3 separate regions of the Homo sapiens genome follow, and regions 1 and 2 are each linked to region 3. A link is a loop called in an ENCODE intact Hi-C map of the cell type or tissue named here. Cell type or tissue: OCI-LY7. All regions are shown on one strand. Links, peaks and the distances in the headings refer to the core of each region. The heading gives the core; the rest is flanking DNA. Region 1 has its middle 13 kb from the start of LINC02318. Region 2 has its middle 37 kb from the start of LINC02318. Region 3 holds the start of TCL1B (TCL1 family AKT coactivator B).

Region 1 (7,736 bases), core at 1,556-6,555, 120 kb before region 3:
CTTAACATTTTACCAATGAGAGCATTGAGGAACAGAGAAGATGTGTAACTTGACCAGGGACACACAGCTGAAAAAGCGGAAGAACTAGAAAATATAAGGCCAGGCAATTGGCGCTGGAGCCCACAATCTATTAATTTAGCTACATTTAATATATCATCAAGTAATACATTTATTTACAAATGTTGCTTTTCTTCTCAGCTTGTGAAACAACTACTAAAATGCTCTGCTGGAATTTTCAGCATCAGTGTCTCTCATGACTGGAGCACTTTTTGAGCTCTGCCACAAGTTTCCAAGAGCAGCGCTTCTCAAACTTCTCAAACGTGATTGTGCATGTGACTCACCTAGGGATCTAATTCAAATGCAGATTCCTACCGCGCATGTCTAACAAGCTCCCAGGTGTCTCCGCTACTGCTGCTGGTCCACACACCACAGCATGAGAATCAACGTCAAGAGTGCCTTTCCTTGACTTTTTTGAGACAGGGTCTTGCTGTGTTGCCCAGGCTGGGGTGCAGTGGTGTGATCTCTGCTCACTGCAACTTCCGCCTTCTAGGCTCAAGCGATCCTCCCGCCTCAGCCTCCTGAGTAGCTGGGATTACAGGTGCACACAACCACGCCCGGGTAATTTTTTGGTATTTTTGGTAGAGACAGGGTATTGTCATGCTGCCCAGGCTAGTCTCGGCTGCCCAGGCTGCTCCCGAGCTCCAGCGACCCACCCGCCTTGGCCTCCCAAAGTGCTGAGATTACAGGCAGGAACCACTACACTCAGACTACCTTTACTTTTATTTAAGTTTTCTGAGCTGGAGCAGTTTTGAATCCATGTATGACCACTTCCATGAGCATTTTATCTTAAGCACATTAGGACACTGAATTTTTTTTTCTGTAGGTGTTTAACCATGGTCTCTATGATGTAACTACCCATCGATTTGCTTTTTAAAGTGATCTTTAAAAGGCTTGTTTACCGTATGAAAGAATGCTCAACATCACTAATCATCAGAGAAATGCAAACCAAAACCACAATGAGGTATCATCTCACACCAGCCAGAATGGCTATTATTAAAAAGTCAAAAAACAACAGATACTGGCCAGGCTGCAGAGAAAAGGAAACCCTTATTGGTGGGGATGTAAATTAGTTTACATTGTTTGGTGGGAATGCAAATTAGTTCAGCCACTGTGGAAAACAGTTTGGAGATTTCTCAGAGCATTTAAAACAGAACTACCATTCCACCTAGCAATCCCATTACTGGGCATATATCCAAAGGAAAATAAATCATTGCACCAAAAAGACACATGCACTTGTATGTTCATCACAGCACTATTCACGATAGCAGAGATATGGAATCAACCTAGGTGCCCATCAAAGGTGGATTGGATAAAGAAAATGTGGTATATATACACCATGGACTACTATGCAGTCATAAAAAAGAATGAGATAATGTCCTTTGCAGCAACCTGGATGCAGCTGGAGGCCATTATACCAAGTGAATTAATGCAGAAACAGAAAACCATATACCACATGTCCTCACAAATGGAAACTAAACATTGGGTACATATGGATGTAAACAAGGAAACAGTAGACACTGGAGACTACTAGAAGCGGGGAGAGGGAGTCGGGAAAGGGCTGAAAAACTACCTATTAGGTACTATGCTCAGTGATGGAATCATTCCTACCTCAAACCTCAGTGTCATTCAATATATCCGTGTAACAAACCTGCACATGTACCCTCCCAATCTAAAATAAAAGTTGAAATTATATATAAATATAAAAATATATATGTATATATAAATATAAAAATATATACATATGTGTATATAAAAATATATACGTGTGTGTGTGTGTATATATATATATATATTTTTTTTTTTTTGAGACGGAGTCTCGCTCTGTCACCCAGGCTAGAGTGCAATGGTGCTATCTCAGCTCACTGCAACCTCCACCTCCTGGGTTCCAGTGATTCTTTTGCCTCAGCCTCCTGAGTAGCTGGGATTACAGGCATGCACCACCACACCCGGCTAATTTTTGTATTTTTAGTAGAGACAGGGTTTCACCATGTTGGTCAGGCTGGTCTCGAACTTCTGACCTCGTGATCTGCCCGCCTGGGCCTCCCGAAGTGCTGGGATTATAGGCATGAGCCACCGCGCCCTGCCGAAATTCTATATTTTTTAAAAGGCTTATTTACAATGTCGTTCAACATTCCAGCTGGGATTACTAGCTGTATCTGGTTTAAACGTGTTTGGCCAAACAGCTCACCTTGAGGTCATTTCAGGCTAATGTGGCTTCCCCAGAAAGACTGTAGTTATTTAAACTAAAGTAATTGAAAGAGTGCCCAGTTATGTAAGAATCTGGAAAGATTAAACAATAAGCACCTATTCTTTTCAAGAGATAGTCTTGGGAAACGTGAATCTTGCTGATGCAGGCCTTTTGCTTACAGAACTCAGCTGGGCCATGCACTGGCTGTGCCCCAGCCCCCGTGGCTTCTTTCTCACGCTGTCAGGCTTGGACCCACCCTCTGCTCTTGTTCCTTCTCTTTGGAAATTCTTCTTTCCTACACATCTACCTTCTTCTCATGATTCAGATCTTAATTCAAAGAGGTCTTTTCTATTGTCCTGGCTGGAGAGCAAACCCCAGCTTATTCCACCAGAACCCCAGTCAGTATCATCTTTTTTTTGTTTTTTTTTGAGACGGAGTCTCACTCTGTCACCCAGGCTGGAGTGCAGTGGCATGATCTCGGCTCACTGCAAGCTCTGCCTCCCGGGTTCACTCCATTCCCCAGCCTCAGCCTCATGAGTAGCTGGGACTACAGGCGCCTGCCACCACGCCCAGCTAATTTTTTTTTTTTTTTTGTATTTTTAGTAGAGATGGGTTTCACCATGTTAGCCAGGATGTTCTTGATCTCCTGACCTCATGATCTGCCCACCTCAGCCTCCCAAAGTGCTGGGATTACAGGTGTGAGCCACCGCGCCTGGCCCAGTATCATCTTTTATTCTTCTTCCTTCTTCATGACATTTACCAATACCTAAAACGAGCTTGTATACAAATGCATGTATGTACACAAGCATGTATGTATATAACTACATGTGTGTGTGAGAGATGGTACAGCATGTTTACCTTTTGCCAGAATGCAACTTCCAAAAGGGCAGAAACTATGTCTGTCTTATTTTTCTAAGGGCTTAACACTATTTATTGAATAATTAACAAAAGCTCATTCCTTAGACTGTTTAGGATGCCATAACAAAATACTGTAAGCTGGGTGGCTATAAAACAACAGAAATTTTGGCCGGGTGTGGTAGCTCATGCTTGTAATCCCAACACTTTGGGAGGTTGAGGCAGGCAGATTGCTTGAAGCCAGGAGTTCAAGACTAGCCTGGACAACATGGCGAAAACCTGTTTCTACAAAAAATACAAAAATTATCCGGGTGTGGTGGTGCATGCCTGTAGTCCCAGCTTCTTGGAAGGCTGAGGTGAAGGGATTGCTTGAGCCCAGGAGGTGGAGGTTGCAATGGGCCATGACTGTGCCACTGCACTCCAGCCTGGGCAACAGAGCAAGACTCTGTCTCAAATATATATATATATTTCTCACAGTTCAGGAGGCTGGCAAGTCCAAGATCAAGGCCCCGGCTGATTTGGTGTTTAGTGAGGACCCACTTCCTCATAGCTAGCGGCTTCTTCCTATGTCCTTGCATGGTAGCAGGGATTAGGGTGTCTTTGCGGTCCCTTTTATAAGGGCACTAATCCCTCTGCTGAGGATTGCACCGTTACGACCTGATCACCTCCCATAGGCCCCATCTTCTAGTACCATCACCCTTGGGGTTAGTTAGGATTTCAACATAGGAATTTAGGGCAGACACAAACATTCGGACCACAGCAGGTTGCTTTTGGTTTTGTTTTCAATGCTAAGTGGATCAAATCCTTGCATAGTCTGAAATTTTACTCCAAAAGGTAAAATATCAGGCTAGCATTTCTTTGAGATGGCCTGTTCTAAATGCTTTTGTTCTGGTCTGACACAGTCATATCATGGGAAACCAGCAGATGGCGCTGCTTCTCCGGGAATGAGCCCCGTTATTGCAGGTGGCCTCCATCTGGCTCCCTTCTGCCTGCAGGTGCACTTCTTATGCTTCGCCACCACGCGGAGCCGCGTTCTGCACTCTCCACCTTCCCTAAGTAAATTCTCTATGTGAAAAACAAATCAGGGAGATTTCTCTATGTCCCCAGGTAGAGCCCGAGTCCCGTACATTCCACATTTTTTCTGACCTTGCATCCTTCCCATCATTTCAAGGGCCCGAGGGAGAGCGTTTGGGCTCCAGACAACACAATCATATCAGAAACGTCGAATGTGTCCACATCCATTTTTTTTTCTCTCTGGAAATGCTCCCTTTAATAGGCCAGAATAGGGCTTCGAGCTGTCCTAGAGAGAGGGGCAGGAATTTGGGCACTGAAGACCAGAATCAGAACCTGGCTCCCATTTACCTTGGACAAACCACTCAAGCTCTCGGAGCCTCAGTTTCCTCATCGGTAAAAAGGAGAAAATAATAGTGCCTCCTATCAAAGAATAAATAAAAGACATAGGTAATATAATAAGCCAATTAATTTGCTTATCTATGAGGGAAACAAATGATAGATTGACTTCTACATGGGTAGGATTTATATAGGAGACACAAGAGAGAGGGAAAAAGGCAAAAATTGAAAAATCCCAGACAGTTGGGGGTAGCCAACTTTGTTTTCCTTTCCTTAGTTGGGATGTGGAGTAGGTGGTATTCAAAGTATCCTCCCCTTGGGCTGCGGGTGGTCATCAAAGAAGGTAATCTCAATTGTTTAAGGACTCCCCAAGAGCTTGTGGGTTTGACTCTGCCATATTCAAGACAGGCTATCCCTGCGCTGTCTGTCAGGGTCCTTTGATAGCACCTTCATTTCCCACCTGACTGAAGACTCTAAGAATACACATGATATTGTGCTGGAAAATGTGACACGCCGCACACAAATTGCAATTTCCAAGTAGTTCATTGTCGAAAGCTGCTGCCAAATTGGTTGCCACAGCCAGACACCTGGAAACCCCATTTGCCTCCTTCTTCCAATCCAAACAAGTCCTGTTGGTATCTGCCCCCAAATATCTCTTGAATTGCATTTCTTCTCTCCACACCAACCCCTTACCATACCCCGTATTTCCTAACTAGCCCCACCTGTCCATTACCCGTGCTTAAGAAACCACACACCTGTAACTCATCCTGGATTCAACTATGCAGTGGTTCCCTTTGTGCCAGAAAGCTCAGGACGACCCCGGCAGTAGCTGCTGAGGCCCTGTGGCTCTGGGCCCACTCTGGTGATGTCTTCTTTGGCTGTCTGTGCTCCCTCACATTCAGCTGCTTTCATTCTCCTGCAGGCTCCAGGCTCTCTCATCCCTTGGGTCTAAAAAATGCTGTCCTCTTTGGGAGCTCATTCCCTCTCTTTGAACCTTCTCTCATCCAGATAAAAGTACTCATCCCATGGGGCTCAGCTGAAAACACCTGTCTCCGGGGAGGCCTGCCTGACCCCCTAGCATAGGTCACATCTCCCTATCCTGACGTGTGTCTCCTGGGTCCCCATCCCTTCACTATCTCAGCCCTTGGGAGGTCACTTGTCGCCTCCACTAGAATGAAAATTCCCAGAGGGACCTGGCATAGCCAAAGCAGTAGGAGTGGAGGGGGAAGGTGGAAGCTTTGCTTTGCTGTAAAATCAGGCTCAATGTGGCGTCTTCCTCCAAGTCTTGCCTGGTCCATCTAGATAAAACCTGCTGCCTCTCTCCTCTGAAATCCTACTCGCTCTGTATGACCAGCCCGACATCAGGCTTAGCTGTATGAGTGTTGTGAACACTACTGGATTGTAAGAGCTCTAGGAAAGCACCATTGCACAATGGTTAGGAGAATGGCTTAGGAGCAGCGAGCCTGGGTTCGAGTCCTGCACCCCTCCTATTAGCTGAGTGATCATAGGCAAAGTACACATGGCCTCAGAGCCCCAGGCTTTGTCATGGTACAGACGCACTCACAATACCTGTTGTGAGGACCAAGGACGTAACACATCAAGCCCAGCCCTGTGGGCACTTTCTGCAACAATCAGACTGATCACGGGCTGCCACTTCATTTGCATGGGGTGAACACCAAGTGGCCAATGGGAAACCTCCAGTGGGTGGGTACTTGGACCTCAGAAGATTCTGTAACAGGGCCCTTGAGCCGCTGCTCTGGTCACTCCCACCCTGTGGAGTGTACTTTCACTTTCAATAAATCTCTGCTTTCATGTCTTCATTCTTTCCCTGCTTTGCTGTGCATTTTGTCCAATTCTTTGCTCAAAATGCCAAGAACCTGGACAACTTGCAGTCAATATCCTTTACTGGGCCGGGCACGGTGGCTCACGCCCGTAATCCCAGCACTTTAGGAAGCCGAGGCGGGCGGATCACCTGAGGTCAGGAGTTCAAGACCACCCTGGCCAACATGGTGAAACCTCGTCTCTACTAAAAATACAAAAATTAACCAGATAGTGGATGCCTATAATCCCAGCTACTCGGGAGGCTGAGGTAGAAGAATTGCTTGGACCCAGAGGCAGAGGTTGCTGTGAGCTGAGATCGCGCCATTGCACTCCAGCCTGGGCGACAGATCAAGACTCCATCTCAAAACAAACAAACAAACAACAAAAAAAAATCCCTATTGGTAACAAACTGAGTGTGAAGCCTAGCAAAGGTACGCAGTAAATACTGAATGAGTGAGTGAACGAATAAAAAGAAAATCACAGCAAATCATCACTTTTATTTGGTGACTCAGTTCTTAATAACAGGCCAATTTTAAAAACTTAAGCTTAGAAAAAGAAGTGCCTTGTCTAAGGTCCTTGAGCTAGTTCCAACCCAATGGGGCCGAGACCTGCCGGTGGCTGCACACTTGCTGTTAGTTCTCCCCACGCTGCCATGTCCCCAGAAAGGACACCCGTGAGGCTGAGCTTTGCTGAGAAGGTGCCCGGGATATCTCATGGGCAGGGAGTGGTAGGGGTAGACCCTCCCAGTCCTTCCAAATGCCCGTGGAAATCTGCTGGCAGCTGCAAAGGCCTGGCCCAGACACCCTCAGAGATGTTGGTTAATGTGTGGGATTCAGAGGCCCAGGTGTCAGGGAAAATAAAGACAAGGATGCTGGCTGGCTGCCTTCCTCCTTGGCAGTTTGCAAAGTCAATGAGTCAATGTCCCAGAACAGGGCCTTTGGGGAGAAAAGTAGCCAGCTGCGGCTGTGTCCCTGCTGGGAGTGGCTTGCTGAGAACAGTCTTGCTAACCAGCTTCTGTTGGGTTGTGCTGTGTTTGTGGGGTCAGAGTGATGATGGTGTTATTGGCGTCACAAAAAACTGCATGTGGGGGTGCGGTCTGAGCCCCAGGGTCCAAGCTCACTGCTGTGCCGCCATGGTGATCGAGCATCGCGGGTTCCCCTCGCTGTGGGTTTGGGATCAGGCAGTACCTGGTATGGTGCTTGTCTCTTACTGTGAGACCCTGGGCAAACCTGCCCCTCCCTTCTACTCCACAGGCCTTTTCACCTGTCAGAGGGGAGAAGAGTAACATCTGGTTGGGCACAATGCCTCACATCTGTAATCCTGACACTTTGGGAGGCTGAGGAGGGTGGATTGCTTGAGCTCAGGAGTTCAAGACCACCCTGGGCCACATAATATGACCTTGTCTCTAATAATAATAAATAAATAAAATAAAAGAGTAGGCCAAGCACAGTGGTTCACACCT
Region 2 (7,304 bases), core at 1-5,000, 74 kb before region 3:
CACACCTAACGCAAGGCGTCTGGGAGACGTAGGCTAGCTGTGTGCCAGAAGGAGAAGAAAACGGGTTTGGAGAGTGGGAAGCCTGGCCTGCCACGCCAGCCTGGGCCCCAGCAGTAACTTTTTGAGCTGTGCTATATGGATGTTTATCTCCTCTCTGTCCCAGGGTGCTGAGTGGTGACCAAATTCTTTCAAAAATTTGGGCCAAAAGAAAAGGAAGGGTATATGAGAGTGGATGGTAGAGTTGGGTGGGTTTCAAGCCTTCTAGCTCAACAAGTTACTGTCCCAGGTCCCTAGGACAGTTTCCCCGACACACCCACATGAATGCTCATGAGGCTGTGAGCTCCTAGGAGATGGGCCATGTCCTCTTCATTGCTGTACCCCAAGGTCTAGTTCAGGGACTGGATGCTCAGTAAATGTGTTAAATGAAGAACTGAAGTCAGAATGTTATGTGACAAACCAATCAGGTGTGAACTTGACAATGCACTTCCCAATCACAGGGAGGCTTGAACCCTCTGGAGGCTGCATCCGTAGAGGATTTACAGTGCCTGTCACTCATGCTAGGAGGAGAAAGGTAGAAACAGATCTGGGACCAATTCATAGTATGGGTCAGACTCTGTTGCTTCCATTCACTGAATCCCAATTTGGAGTTCAAAAGTCATATTTCATTAAGATCAGCAAAAGTTCTCTTCCCAAGCCCTGTGAGGAAATTGGAAAATGCCGTTGGTTCTGAGAACTTCAGAAGGGGTGCTGTGAGGTTTTAAGGAAGGGTTCTGGAAGTCCATGGATTTTGTTCTGCTAGAGTAGGAGACAGCAAACTATGGACTAACAAATAAGTCTAGCCTGCCACCTGTTTTTGTATAGTGTCCCAGCTTGCAATGGTTTCTACATTTAAAAAACATTGTGTGGGCCTGGCGCGGTGGCTCATGCCTGTAATCCCAGCACTTTGGGAGGCCGAGGCAGGTGGATCACGAGGTCAGGAGTTCCAGATCAGCCTGGCCAATATGGTGAAACCCCATCTCTACTAAAAATACAAAAATTAGCCGGGTGTGGTGGCATGTGCCTGTAGTCCCAGCTACTTGAGAGGCTGAGGCAGAAGAATCGCTTGAATCCGGGAAGTGGAGGTTGCAGTGAGCCGAGATCACGCCACGTCACTCCAGCCTGGGCGACAGAGCGAGACTCTGTCTCAAAAGAAAAAAAAACCGTGGTAAAGTATAGATAACATAAAATGTACTACCTTAACTGTTTTTAAGTATACAGTTCAGTAGTGATAAGTATATTCACATTGTTGTAAGACTAATCTCTAGAACTTTTTTATTTTGCAAAACTTAAACTCTATACCCATGAAACAACTCCCTATCTTCCCCTCCCCGAAGCCCTGGCCATCACCATTCTTCCTGTGTCTATGAATTTGACTACTCCAAGTACCTCATGTAAGTAGAATCATACAGTATTTGTCTTTTTTTGTGACTAACTTATATCACTTAGCATAATATCCTCAAGGTTCATTCACATGGTGTAGCAAATGTCAGACTTTTGTCCCTTTTTAAGGCTGAATAGCACTGTATGTACATAGCACACTCTGTTGATCCACTCATCCATTGATGGACATCTGGGTCGCTTCCACCTCTTGGCTACTGTGAATAGTGCAGCTAAGAACATGGGTCGACAAAGATCTCTTTGAGATCTGGTTTGCAATTCTTTGGGGTATATATTCAGAAGTAGAATTGCTGAATCTATGGTAATTCTATTTGGAATTTTTTGAGGAACTGCCAAACTGTTTTCCATAGCAGCTGCACCATTTCACATCCCCACCAACAGCGCATAAGGGTTCCAGTTTCTCCATATCCTTGTCCATATGCGTTACTTTGTGTTTTGACAGTTGCCATTCCAATAGGGGTGAGATGACATCTCATCGTGGCTTTAGTTTTGATGTCTCTCATGATGAGAGGGGCTGATCATCTTTTTCATGTGCTTGTTTGCCATTTGTATATCTCTTTGGAGAAACGTCTCTTCAAGTCCTTAGCCCATTTTTAAATTGAGTTATTTGTTTTTTGTTGTTGTTTCTGAATTTTTTACATTTTAAATGTCTAAAAAAACAACAAAAGAAGAAGAATGTTTTGTGACTTGTGAAAATTATGTGCAATTCAAATTTTAATGTCCGTAAATAAAGTTTTATTGGGACACAGCCACACTCATTTGTTTCTATTTTGTCTGTGGCTGCCTCCGTGTTGCAACGTAGAGTAGTTGCAACAGGGACCGTATATTCTGCAAAGTCCAATATCGCACTACTTCATCTTTTACAGAAAAAGTTTGCTACCCCTATGCTAGATTCTAAGAGGTTTAGAAAAAGCCTGCAAGGACCAAAGGGCCTCTTGGAGACAGTTGGGGGCAGCAGAGAGCTGATCTGGTAAAGATTCCATATGGGTCCTGCCGCCCAGAATCCCAAGGTGTCTGGGCTCCAGATCTCACTGAGGGCACCAGGGCTGCTTGGCATGGAAGGGTTTGTGGAAACCAACCTTGTGAGGCTGAGCTGGGAGAGAGAAAAATCCTGCCAGTCCTCCCTGCCTACTTCTCTGGATTCCAGTCTCTTCTCCCTGTAGATGCCAGACTGGTCTTCCTAACACACGAATCTGACCCCGTCACTTCCCTACTTAATGCTCTCCACTAGCTGTCTCTGCTGTTCTTAGAGATCAAGTCCAAGCTCCTTCAGTCTGGTTCCCAAGGTCCTGTCTCTCTCTCTCTGCTTTTATCTCTTGGCTCCATCCATCTGGGATGGCTCAGAACCTCCTGCTCCACCAGTATAAACACCATGCTCCCAGATATTCCATGGTGTTCTCTGGTCTATAGGCCTCGGATGACTTGCTCTCACTCTTACCTTTCTGCCCTCCATGTCTTACCCAGATAACTTCCCCTATCCTTCAAGGCTTAGCCCAGGTTCCACTTCTTCCAGGAAGCCTTCCTTCACCTCCTACTTTACCCAGAACACAGCGAGGTACCCCTCTTCTGGCTCCTTTAATTCTCAGTGTTTATCCTCTCCTAGTACTGCAAACATCGCCATGGTTCCTGAGGGCAGGACCAGGATCTAGTTATCTAGTTATCTACTTACGAGTGAATGAATGAATGAATGGATGAATGAATGAATGAATGAAGAAACAAATTAAACATAAAATCCCATCAAGAAACAAGTGAGAGGCTGGGCATGGTGGCTAATGCCTGTAATCCCAACACTTTGAGAGGCCACGGTGGAAGGATGGCTAGAGGCCAGGAGTTTGAGACCAATCTGCATAACATAGGAAGACCTCATCTTTACAAAACATTTTTTAAAAAAGCACACATACACACACACAAACAATTAGCCAGGTATGGTGTTGTGTGCCCACAGTCTCAGCTACTCAGGAGGCTGAGATGGTAAGATGGCTTGAGCCTGGAAGGTTAAGGCTACAGTAAGCCATGATCGTGTCACTGAACTCTATCTACCCTGGGTGACAGAGCAAGACCTTGTCAAGAAAGAAAGAAAGAGAGAGAGAGAGAGAGAAAGAAGAAAGAAAGAAAGAAAGAGAGAGAGAGAGAGAGAGAGAAAGAAAGAAAGAAAGAAAGAAAGAAAGAAAGAAAGAAAGAAAGAAAGAAAGAAAGAGAAAGAAAGAAAGAAAGAAAGGAAAGGAGAAAGAGAAAGGAGTGATATCATTTCAGGTCAAAAGATGCTTTAGTAGTGTCTAGGGGACATTTTCCAGGTGAGGTTGAGACCAAGGAAAGAATGGTTGCTGTACGATTTTATCTGCATTGATGTCTGGCCCCTCCAGATTTGTAGAGTTGAATGGTTAAGAAGTGTTGCTTCTCCTGCTAGAAAACTTTATGCTACAAGGTTGACAGCTCAAGACCCTCCTTGCCCCTTTTTGCACATTTGGCACGTGAGATGGGCTGGTTTTCATGGGGACTTCAGTGGCCACACTCCACACAGCACTTTGGAGCTGAACAAGGTGGTGATGTTCTGTGGCAGTCCATGAATACCCATTCCCCTGCTTGGGAAACAGAATGAGCTGGTGGTTCCTTCTCTCCACCTTGTCTTCCTCCCTAGGCTTCAGTCCACCTGCCTGAAGTGGACCAGAACCTGAATGGGCATTGGACGACCTGAGTCTGGGGCTGAATCCTGCTGGGCAGTAGCTGTGTGACTTTGGAGCATCACTGGCCCTCTCTGAGCTTCCACTGCTTCCTCTGTGAAGTGAGAGTGAAGACTTCACCTCTTTCACCTCCTGGGGTTGCTGGAAGACCATGTGAAGATTGACCTATGAGTTCTTTCTGCCGTGTCAATGGTTCTTTCTACAGTCATGCAGGTGGCCATTGGGCAGGTCACCTGGGACACAGCCACCACATAAGTAAAGTTGCTTTATCTGCCATCCAGTGCCCATTTAAGGAGGAGCACTTTTTAAATCCCAGCCGGTCTCTCAGTTGTGAGTCTTCCCGAGTGCCACCCACACAACGCAGGTCAGAGCTGGCAAACTCATTTGAGAATTCGCAGGAGGAGTTACTCACTGTACAAAGACTTCTCTTGTCAGATGCAATTTGTAAATATTATTTACACGAGGAAGTTAATTAAGCCTTCCCCTGTTGATTCAGCCCTCCCCTTCCCCCTTGGCAGTGTGTGACTCTTTATAAACGGCATGTGACTTTTAGGACCAATTACTTTCAGGATTTTCCTTGCCTCTATTAATGGGATATGATCTGGGTTTGGTAGAAATCTTATAGTTCCTTTATTTTTTTGAGATAGAGTCTCACTCTGTCACCTAGGCTAGAGTGCAGTGGTGCGATCTAGGCTCACTGCAACCTCTGCCTCTCCAGTTCAAGCAATTCTCATGGCTCCGCCTCCCGAGTAGTGGGAATACAGGTATGCACCACGATGCCCGGCTAATTTTTGTATTTTTAGTACAGACGGGGTTTTGCCATGTTGGCCAGGCTAGTCTTGAACTCCTGACCTCAAGTGGTCTGCCTCCCTTGGCCTCCCAAAGTCCTGGGATTACAGGCGTGTGCCACCATGGCTGGCCTGAAATCTTATAGTTTCAAGTTCTTGCTGTTGAGCTATTTTACCTTAAACATAAATAAAGTGTAGTTATTTCTTGCTTCATTCATTTATTCAACAAATGGATGAAATGTACTCATTTCCTTCAAGTTTGTGCTTAAATCTCGCCTTCTCCATGAGATTTTCCTGGCCACCTGTTTACTGCTGCAGCCTGGTTTTCCCCCAACACTTCTAATCTCCCCTCTCCTCTTCCGCCTTTTTTCATAGCCCTTAACATCTTCTAACACACATAAAAAATGTGATTTGTTATGATTATTGTTTATTTTCTGCCTTCCCAGCTTGAAGTTAAATCCTGTGAGGATGGGGGTCTCTGACTACTTCATTCACATGTGTATCCAGATGCCTGGGACAGTGCCTGGCAAACAGGTATTCAATTAATATTTTTGAAAGAATTAATGAATGAATTCATGAATGAATGAGAAGCTACAAGCTTGTTGCAAAAGACCTGAGCATTCAAGCTAAGACAGAGAATGCAGTGATACTGGCCAATGGAAGGAAGAAGAAAGAAGGCCAGGCATGGTGCCTCACGCCTATAATCCCAGCACTTTGGGAGGCCGAGGCGGATGGATCACCTGAGGTCAGGAGTTCAAGAACAGCCTGGCCAACATGGCAAAACCCGTTTTAGTAGAAAACCAAGTTTCTACTAAAAAATACAAAAACTAGTCAGCGTGGTGTGTGTACCTGCAGTCCTGGGTACTTCAGAGACTGAGACGGAAGAATCATTTGAACCTGGGAGGTGGAGGTCGCAGTGAGCCAAGATCAAGCCATTGCACTCCAGCCTAGGTGAAAGAGTGAGACTCTGTCTCAAAAAAAAAAGATCTGTGTCATATAGTCTTCACAACGGCCCTACAAATTAAGTGATTTATTCTATTTTTACATGAGGAAATGTCTGCGCAGAGAGGTTAGGCCATTTGCTTCAGGTCACAGAGCTGGTAAGAGGTGAGTCCACATTGTAAACCCAGTGCTAACTCCAAAGCTCCCTGCACTGCAGCAGGAATGGGAGAGAGAACAAATATGCTGGGGCTGAAAAGAAGACTTCCTGTAGGAGATGATATTTGCGCCACTTCGAAGACAGGGTAGGTGTAGGATTTGTTATTTGTGATGAAGAGAAGGGTGACCTGCCAGCCCAGAGAGGTGGTCCATCAGGGAAAGAACCGTGGCCAGGGCCCAGGCCACTTGGGAAGCACCCTGGTAGTCAAGAAGGCTGGAAGGGCAAGAATGGGGTCAGCACCAGTTGGGACTGAGGTTCAAAGCTAACACTTCATTTCCAGTTTGCCAAACTAACACATATGCGACTGAAAGATGTGCCGTGCTCTGAAAAGTCCTTAAAATAGACAGATGTTAGCATTTCTCTCTTTCACATTTCCTCAAATGAGGCAAATCCAAGGTGTACCGAAACAAAATAGTACTACCTTTGACGCTTATGGGCCAAAGACATTATAAATAGCCCATTCAGCTAAAAGTCCAGCTGTTGCCAAAACATTTTTTTTAAGACCCTTGGTTCTAAGGAGCACCTACTACAAGCTAGACATTTTGCATCTATTACATGTATTTAAGTACCCTGAGGCCGGCAGCACAATGACCACTTAGGAAATGAGAAAATGAGGGAAGAAATGAGAAAATGAGGGCTCCAAGAGATTATGTTTTATGTCCAAAGTCACAGGGCTAGTGAGGATACAGATAAAATTCCCAAGAATATAGTCACTTGCCCTGATGCCTCTTTTGCCCTTGAAAAAGTGCATATCCCAGCTGTGGAAACACTGCTTCAGTGACCACCAACAGGGTGTTTCCCGTGAAGAACAATTCATTTCACATCACTGTGCCTCACCATTTTAAGGAAATGTCGACATGGTCCTCAGAGGCTCAACTTGATCTGTTTAGCTAGAAAGCTCCTGTGGAGTTAGCAGATGCAGGAAGCTGGGGATCTGTGCTCCTGTCAGCCTTCTCATTTGATGGTGACAGTGTAATCACCACACAGGTTCTTCCTGCCCACTGCACAGACAAAACCAATTCACTGAGACCATGGCATTGCAGTGAAGAAAGAGTTTAGTTGACATGAGGCCAGCCCATATGGGAGAATGGAAGTCGTTACTAAAATCAGTCTCCCCGAAGTCTCAGAGGTTACCCTTTTCAAGGATAGTATGGTGGGCCAGGGAATACAGAATGGGTGCTGCTTACTGGTTGGTAACGCATCATATGGATGTGGAAAATGGTCCTTGTGCACTGAGTC
Region 3 (7,736 bases), core at 1,745-6,744:
AAATCTAAATAAAAATAAAGATTGTATTTTCCAAACCATCGGGGAGCTATGGAAGCAACAAGGGCCAGAGGAAGTAAAATTCTGGAGAAGGGAGGACAGCTCAGAGGTGAGCATCTGCAGATGCCTTTCCCTTCCTGTCATTTGATAATCCTGGGCAAAGACTGAAATTGGTGCTGAGTCCAGTCGGGGGATGCTGTGGAGTCATCAAATTAGAGGCTTGGGGGGGCCTCAAACATCCAGCCAGCTTCCTCCTTCAGAGGTGCTGAACTGTGAAGCTGTGTGATGTGAGAGGCTGACAGGCTAAGCTGAAGACCTCAGGAAAGTAGAGTGGAATTTCCCGTGGTCTTTTTTTTTTTTTTTGAGGCAGTGTCTCTTTCTGTCACCCAGGCAGGAATGCAGTGGCAAAATCACAGCTCACTGCAGCCTGGACCTCTCAGGCTCAAGTGATCCTCCCACCTCAGCCCCGGAGTAGCTGGGACCACAGGCACGTGCCACCACTCCCGGGTACTTTTTGTATTTTTTGTAGAGTGGGGTCTCACCGTGTTGCCCAGGCTCCCTGTGGTCTCCTGAGAAGACAAAGGCTCACCAGGGGGTGGAGTTCCTGAGAACAGCTTGGCAGGAGCTGAAAACGCTGGAGAGCAGGTGAACTGACCCCTGCTGTCAGGCATCTGCAGCTGCTTTTTCCTGAGAACATTAGCTGTGAGTTTTGTGCAGCTGGACAAATGTGGAGACTTGAGGGAATCTCAAATGCGTGGCCAGTACCCTCTCTCCACAGGCTTTTTACAATTTGAAGCAGTTCAGGGCAGGATGCTGAAGAGCAAAGCCAAAACCCCCAAAAGGAAAATAATTTCCTGCAGTCTCTTAGTGTCATGAACAAATGTGAACCTGAAAGAGCCAATCTTTCAAGAAAGATCCCTAGGCCGGGCGCGGTGGCTCACGCCTGTAATCCCAGCACTTTGGGAGGCCGAGGCGGGCGGATCACGAGGTCAGGAGATCAAGACCATCCTGGCTAACACGGTGAAACCCCGTCTCTACTAAAAATACAAAAAAATTAGCCGGGCGTGATGGTGGGCGCCTGTAGTCCCAGCTACTCGGGAGGCTGAGGCAGGAGAATGGCGTGAACCCGGGAGGCGGAACTTGCGGTGAGCCGAGATTGCGCCACTGCACTCCAGCCTGGGCGACAGAGCCAGACGCCATCTCAAAAGGAAAAAAAAAAAAAAAAAAGACAGAAAGATCCCCAGTGGCTAACGAGGCCTAAATGTGAAATAGTAAAATACAGCCAAGCAGCCATCTGCTAACTAGAAATCACATAGGTACTCCTGAGTTCCCAGAAATCCAACACCTCTGTTTGACTTGGTGACTTTCAGAGCACGCCTAAACCAACCAATCAGAGCCCACCTGCCTTGACCAATCAAGGCTCAGCTGTATCAACTAATTGGAACTACCTGAGTCTGAATCTCTCATTTGCATAAATGGACCTGATTGGGAACCTGGGTGGAAACTTTTGCTACAGAACCCCAACCCTCCCTTTGTGCTCTGGAACACATCTTGTTTTACACTGAAGGCTGCATCTCCCTGGTTTGCAAACTATTCACTGGAATATAAAGTCTCTTTCCTCCAGTTTCCTTTCCAGAGAATTTTGTTCACAGTGCTGAGACAAAGACCTACCAGACTCTTGATTGAGGGTCATACTCTAAGAGCAGGGCAAACTAGAGATAGATAGGCAATTTTTTTTTTTTTAATATAGGGTCTCACTCTGTCACCCAGGCTGGAGTGCAGTGGCTCAATCTTGACTCACTGCAGCCTTGACCTCCTGGGTTCAAGTGATCCTCCCACCTCAGCCTCAGCTGGAGCTACAGGCATGCACCACTGTACCCAGCTCTTTTTATATTTTTTTGTAGAGATGGGGGTCTCACTGTGTTGCCCAGGCTGGTCTCAAACTCCTGAGCTCAAGCGATCCACCCACCTTGGCTTCCCAAAGTGTGGGGATTACAAAGTGAGCCACTGTGCCTGGCTGGATAGACTGATTCTTATCCAAACTGCATCTTAACCTTGACTCAGTTTAGTCCCTATTGGGATTAAACTGTTTAATACTTCACTCTATCTGCCTAGCAGAGAATAGGGTTAACTCTACTTGGGGGGAAAACGCTAGAGTCTTTCCAGTGCTTTTATACAAAATATTTGGCATTCCTTTAAATATTACTCAAGAGAAAAGACCATTTAACTAAAAACCAAGAGAAAAAGTAGACAATAGAAGGAGGCCCACCAGTAAACCAGAGTTATTAGACAAGAACTTTAAAGTAACCATGATTATGTCCAAAGAAATAGAATGATGGACAAAATGATTAAGAGTGTAGAGATTATCAGATAAAGTTTTAATCTTTAAAAAAAGCATCAAATGGGCATCCTGGAACTAATAAATATAATATTTGCAGCAAAGAAATGAATTGTTTGAGAGCAGATTGGTTATAGCAGATGTCAGCATTAGTGAACTGGAAGATAAACTAATAGAAAACATCAACATTGAAGCTCAGAGAGGAAAAAAAAGGAAACAAAACAAGAACAGAGCATAGAGAGCACGGTACACTTGTTTAAAGGGTCTGACAATGTGTAATTGGAGTCACTGAAAGAGAGGGAAAGGGAGGAAAAGAAAGGATGAGACGGGAATAGTTGAAGATACAATGGCTAAGACATTTCCTCAAATAGTGGATAAACTATTAGAGTTAAGTCAATTTATCTAGGTCTTAGATATAGTGTCAATGCACACAAACCAGTTGCATTTTTTTATAACAGCAACAAACATAATACATAATTTGAAATGACATTTAAAATAGCATCAATCAAATACTTAAGAGTTAATTTAATGAAATCAGAGAGAACAGTTAAAGACAACCCAAAATATGGAAGGATACACTATGCAATTGCTTCGGATCGTAAGTCTTAATATGTTGGAGATGTTAATTCTCTTCAAATATACCTATAGATTCAACACAATCCCAATCAATCTTAGCAGGCTTTTGGAGGTGGGGAGGATTAACAAGCTGATTTTAAAATGCATATGGATATGTAAAGGGAAGAGAATAGCTATATTAGGGTTCTCCAGAGAAACAGAATCTTACAATAAGATATAAAGACCTATTTTAAAGCTATAGTAATTAGCAATGTGGTATCAACACAAGGAGAGACAAACAGACTAATGGAATAGAAAAGTGTCCAGAAACAGACTCATACATAAATGTTCCCAGATTTATGACAGAAGTGATAATACCGTACAGTAGACAAAGCATAGTCTTTTAAATAATTGGCATTAATTGGATATCAACATGGAAAAATTAATCTAAATAAAATCTTTAGAAGAAAATAGTGTACATAAGCAAAACTTTCCTAAACCCTCATTCTTCAGTTCCGTGGTTGGGTTGACTTTCTTTTACCACTTTGCAAGTTTGCTCTGCTCACTGTCTGAAATAAGCAGAGCTGGAACTTGGATGTTCTTGTTTTTGTTATTATCTGCACAATCCCCATCCAGTCTTTTCTCTAGTAGTCATGATCTACTTGATACTAAGCCACTCTTTGGTTTTATCATTAGTTCTAACATTAAGTGCATACTTATGTCACTCCTTGTCTCAAACACTCATTGCTCATCATTCAAAACCAGCTGCTGGGACTGGCGTGTTTGATGCTTACAATGGAGCATCAATACCACCCCTGCCCCCACCACCACCACATTCTTATTCTTTATCATATGAGCTTGGATAATCCTCATTATTCCTGATCTCCAGACACACCCTGAATTACCTCTCCTCCAGGTCTACTCATGCTGCTTACTCGGTGGGACAACTTTGCCAGTTCCATCTAAACCATGCCCTGTCTAGGCTGTCTGCCTTTGGCATCTTGTCTGCCCTGCCATTTTGGCCCAGTACCTAGGAGGAGCTGAACAGAAATGTGCAGAGGTATCAGTGACTCTTACCCAGCCTTCCAAGCCCTGCACAGCGCCTCCTTGTTTGTGGTCTGGAATCCTTCCGGCAAGTGGGTGTCCAGCCTCAACGTCCCCAGGGCTTGGGGCTTGTGAAGGGCTCCCTCTGCTGGAGGAGGAGAGCATTGGGCCCAGGCATGAGTGCACCATCAGTACCAGGCAATCCTGGGAGCAATTCTGGAGAGATCAAAGTGGTTCTCAAAGACATTGGTGACACCTACCCCGGAGAGTGAATCCTTCAGGTCACAGGTACCAGAGATGGACAACTTGGCCAGAAGACATAGCCTTATCTCACTTATCTCAGACATGACATGGACAAAGACCAGCTGAAGGACCAGGAACCAAACTGTTGTCACCTGCAGCTCCGTGGCTTTTTTCATACCAGGTCCAAGGGTTGAGGGATGGGAGACCTGGCCAAAGAGGGTGATCGGTGAAGCAATCTATTTTCCACCTTGAGGCTAACTGGTAGTTATTTCTTTCTGCCTATGGAGACCTCTGCTTACCTTCTGACCACCCACTCATGGCAAGGTGTTCTCAGTCTCCATCTTCAGACCCCACCACCATTTCTACAGTAGCCACTGTGGATCTCCCTACTCCAGGTTCTGCCTCTTCCATGTAATGAGCCAAACTTGGCCAAGGCAGTCAACAAGCAGCATGCATGTTAGAGCCAGGAACAGCTGGGTCCATATCCTTCCTCTGCTACCCACTTCATTCAGGTTGCTAAGCCACTCAAGCCTCTGATACTTCATCTATGAAATGGGGGTGACGGTCTCTAGTTTATGGAGTTGTTGGGAGGTGTTAGTGAGATACCCTATGAAAAATGCCTGACATGGCATAGGGGCTCCCCACATATTAGGCAACCTTTACCTCCAACCCCACTGACAGCCACACACCTGCCCATCAGGGAGTGAGGTTGAGAATATCAAAATATATATTTGCAACAGAAAATGATAGAGATAAATAGCAATTGCATTGGGGTTACAAGGGTAGGAATGATGGATTCTGCCTGGGAGAGGGAACTAGTCTGAGAACATAACTATTGACCAGGGTATTTCAAGTATTCACTATGTGTCAGGCTTTAACACTATACACACAGCCTCATCTGATCCTCAGAGGAGTCCCATAGGGTAGGTACCTACAGCAAACAGGCTTCAGGGGGGCCCAGGAGACCAGGGGTCCCCATGATCCCTGCCTCCTGGTATTCATAACCTTGAGTAAGGATAGGACCTACCCCTGACCAATGGAATATGGCAAAGGTGACACACGTACGTGATTCCATGTATGGATCACATTATATGAGACTGTGATGTCCCTTGTCTTCCTGGCCCACTCCATTCCCACCCCAAGTGTTGGTTCCTTGGAAAAACACTGGGGATGGAGGTGGAATTGCTGTGAAAACAAGACTCAGTCCTCCACAGAAGCTGCCCAGGGAGTTCTTCAAAAGTGGTTATCCTACCTGCCATTTACACTGGATCAGGACTGTCCAGAAATCATTTTCACATCTCCCCAGCAGAATGGCATCATCTCAATACTAATCTTCACTTGAACTAGAAGAATCATGCTTGTGGTTTTCAAAAGGAAAAGGTTCCTATTCATGGTGCATTTAGAAGCAGCCCAGGGTGCTTATAGAACGGACCTGCTTCTTGCTATGTTCTTGAGCTTCTGAGGCCTCTTGACAAAGTCGAGCAAGTAAGACGACCAGGCCAAGTGGGCACTCTGGGCCCCATGGCCAAGGATGGGCTGGCCAGGTGGCCACGTGGCCTCCGGTGGCCTTGTTTCTGTGGGCTTTATCTGATCCTGAGCTCAGATGCTGATAGTGCACTGGCTTATTTTCTAAGGAGAGGGAGCTTGATTTGTGCAGGATGCGCCTTCACCAGATACCTCCAGGGGCAAGAGTCCACTGAGGTTACAGCGCCCCCCGCCCCCCATGCCTCTAAGCTCTAAGCTCAGAGAAGGGTCCCTGACACAGAGTCCTGTTAAAGGAATGGCCACAGGGATAGGAGAGACCAGGGTCGTGCATGCCAGCTCAGGATCTGGGGCAGGATGGTTGGCAGGGGGTCGTGGGGAGCAAAGGAGGGGAATCACCTGACAGAAAATTGGGCAGGGGTGCTCAGGGAGGAGGCTGCGGAGGGACTGGGACCAGTGGAAGGGAGGTGGAATAGGTCTTAGGAGCCAAATTCCTTGCAGAGGCCTGGGGTGAAGCCTGGGCAGCTCTATCCCCGGGAGCCGCCCTTTTGCCTCCAGCAGCTGCCGGTCCAGCCACAGCCCCTCCAGGAGACCCAGGCCGGGTTCCTAACTCCGCTGCTCTTTGGCCTCGTCCCTGCCTAGCCCCTGCTGCAGGTTGCTTTTTTCCCCCCTCCTCCTCCTCCCTCCTCCCTCCTCCCTCCTCCCCCTTCCTCCTCCTCCCCCTCCTCCCCCGACTGGCCCCGCCCCCACTGCCGGCCCCGCCCCCACTGCCGGCCCGGGCCCCACCCACGCCGGAGCTGCTCCATTTAAGGAGATTGCGCAGCTGGAAAGCTACACGTGTGAGCCTAGAGGCGGGTCCCGGTTGCAGACTTGCCATGGCCTCCGAAGCTTCTGTGCGTCTAGGGGTGCCCCCTGGCCGTCTGTGGATCCAGAGGCCTGGCATCTACGAAGATGAGGAGGGGAGAACCTGGGTGACTGTGGTCGTGCGGTTCAATCCCTCGCGTAGGGAATGGGCCAGGGCCTCCCAGGGCAGCAGAGTGAGTCCTGGGCACGAGGGGAGGCTGTGGGGAGGGCTGCGCACTGACCCCTGCCCGTGTGGGACCGCGGTGGGGGTCAGAGGGGGCCGTTCTCACCCGCACTGGAAAACTCACTTCTGTGCAGGTCTAGGAGCGCAGCAATGTCCATGCCCAGCCCTGGCCCCAGGAACACCCCCCGTAAAGGGACCACAGGCACAAGCTTATCCACATGAGATAATGTGGTCCTGCGTGGTGAAGCCGAGGCTAAGGTAGCTCAGGGCTTAGTGCCATTCCCAGTGCCTGCTGGGAAGGCCCACAAATGGGGCAGCTATTGAGCTGGGCTTTGTGGGATGAGTAGGAGTTCTCCAGGTCTAGAAAGGAGGCAGGAGTAGTATAAGCAAAAGCATTGCAGCCTGGAGGCACCAGGTGGGCCAACAGGATGAACATGACATTGGTGTCAGATTACTGATCTGCAAAATGAGAATAATATACCTCTGTGGCAAGCTAGTCACAGACATGCTCACATACATGGCTCACCGCCTGAATGGCCTGGGGAAGCATTTGACTGATAACAGATTCTGGAAATTAATTCAGGAGGCTTGGGTGGAGTCCTAGATTCTTTACTTTTCAAAAGCTCCCCAGGTGATAATGATAATGACTCAGGAAACGGCTGTAGATGAGGGCTTTAGATCACAGCCAGTCTTTGAGGGATGAAGTAAATACAGTAGCGTTTCTGGTGTGGGTGGCGGTGGGGAATTGATTCCAGGACCGACTGTGGATGCTCAAGTCCCTGATAGAAAATGACCTGGGTAGTAATTACATATAACCTCAGCGCATCCTCTACTATATTTGAAATCAGATTACTAATAACACCTAATGCTACACCTACACATCACTTCAAGCTCTGCTTTTGGGAACTTTGTGGAATTTCTTTTTTTCCCAAAATATTTTTAATCTGAGGTTAGTCGAATTCATGGGTGCAGTATCCATGGAAATGGGGGGCTGGCTGTACCTTAGTGTAATGTGGTAAAAGCATATCCGGATATTTAAAATGCCATTTA

What was found. Peaks named below come from ENCODE experiments on the same cell type or tissue, not always from the same donor. Only the 100,000 strongest peaks of a DNase experiment are listed, where the experiment ranks them.
Region 1: a loop joins it to region 3, with 7 times the contacts of the local background. A loop is called at or near these places in 31 of 110 quality-filtered maps.
Region 2: it touches region 3 in a loop (7-fold over the local background); 13 of 110 quality-filtered maps call a loop at or near these places.

Annotation. Positions count from the first base shown.
Region 1 is chr14:95,557,060-95,564,795 of GRCh38, forward strand. No RefSeq gene overlaps it. Among named protein-coding and RNA genes, the nearest start is that of LINC02318, 13 kb to the right of the region's middle. RefSeq lists an enhancer at 613-1,112. In OCI-LY7, for the core only: CTCF peaks have their summits at 4,058 (motif pointing right) and 4,261; a DNase peak (open chromatin) is centred at 4,072.
Region 2 is chr14:95,607,206-95,614,509 of GRCh38, forward strand. No RefSeq gene overlaps it. Among named protein-coding and RNA genes, the nearest start is that of LINC02318, 37 kb to the left of the region's middle. RefSeq lists an enhancer at 7,204-7,273. In OCI-LY7, for the core only: CTCF peaks have their summits at 2,376 (motif pointing right), 2,582, 4,261 and 4,461; DNase peaks (open chromatin) are centred at 2,376 and 4,276.
Region 3 is chr14:95,679,934-95,687,669 of GRCh38, forward strand. It overlaps TCL1B (TCL1 family AKT coactivator B), which reads left to right and starts at 6,493. Exons shown (of 4, transcript NM_004918.4): 1 at 6,493-6,696. The coding sequence starts at 6,535. In OCI-LY7, for the core only: CTCF peaks have their summits at 4,070 (motif pointing left), 4,293 and 5,869; a DNase peak (open chromatin) is centred at 4,078; H3K4me3 peaks cover 267 bases; H3K27ac peaks cover 1,093 bases.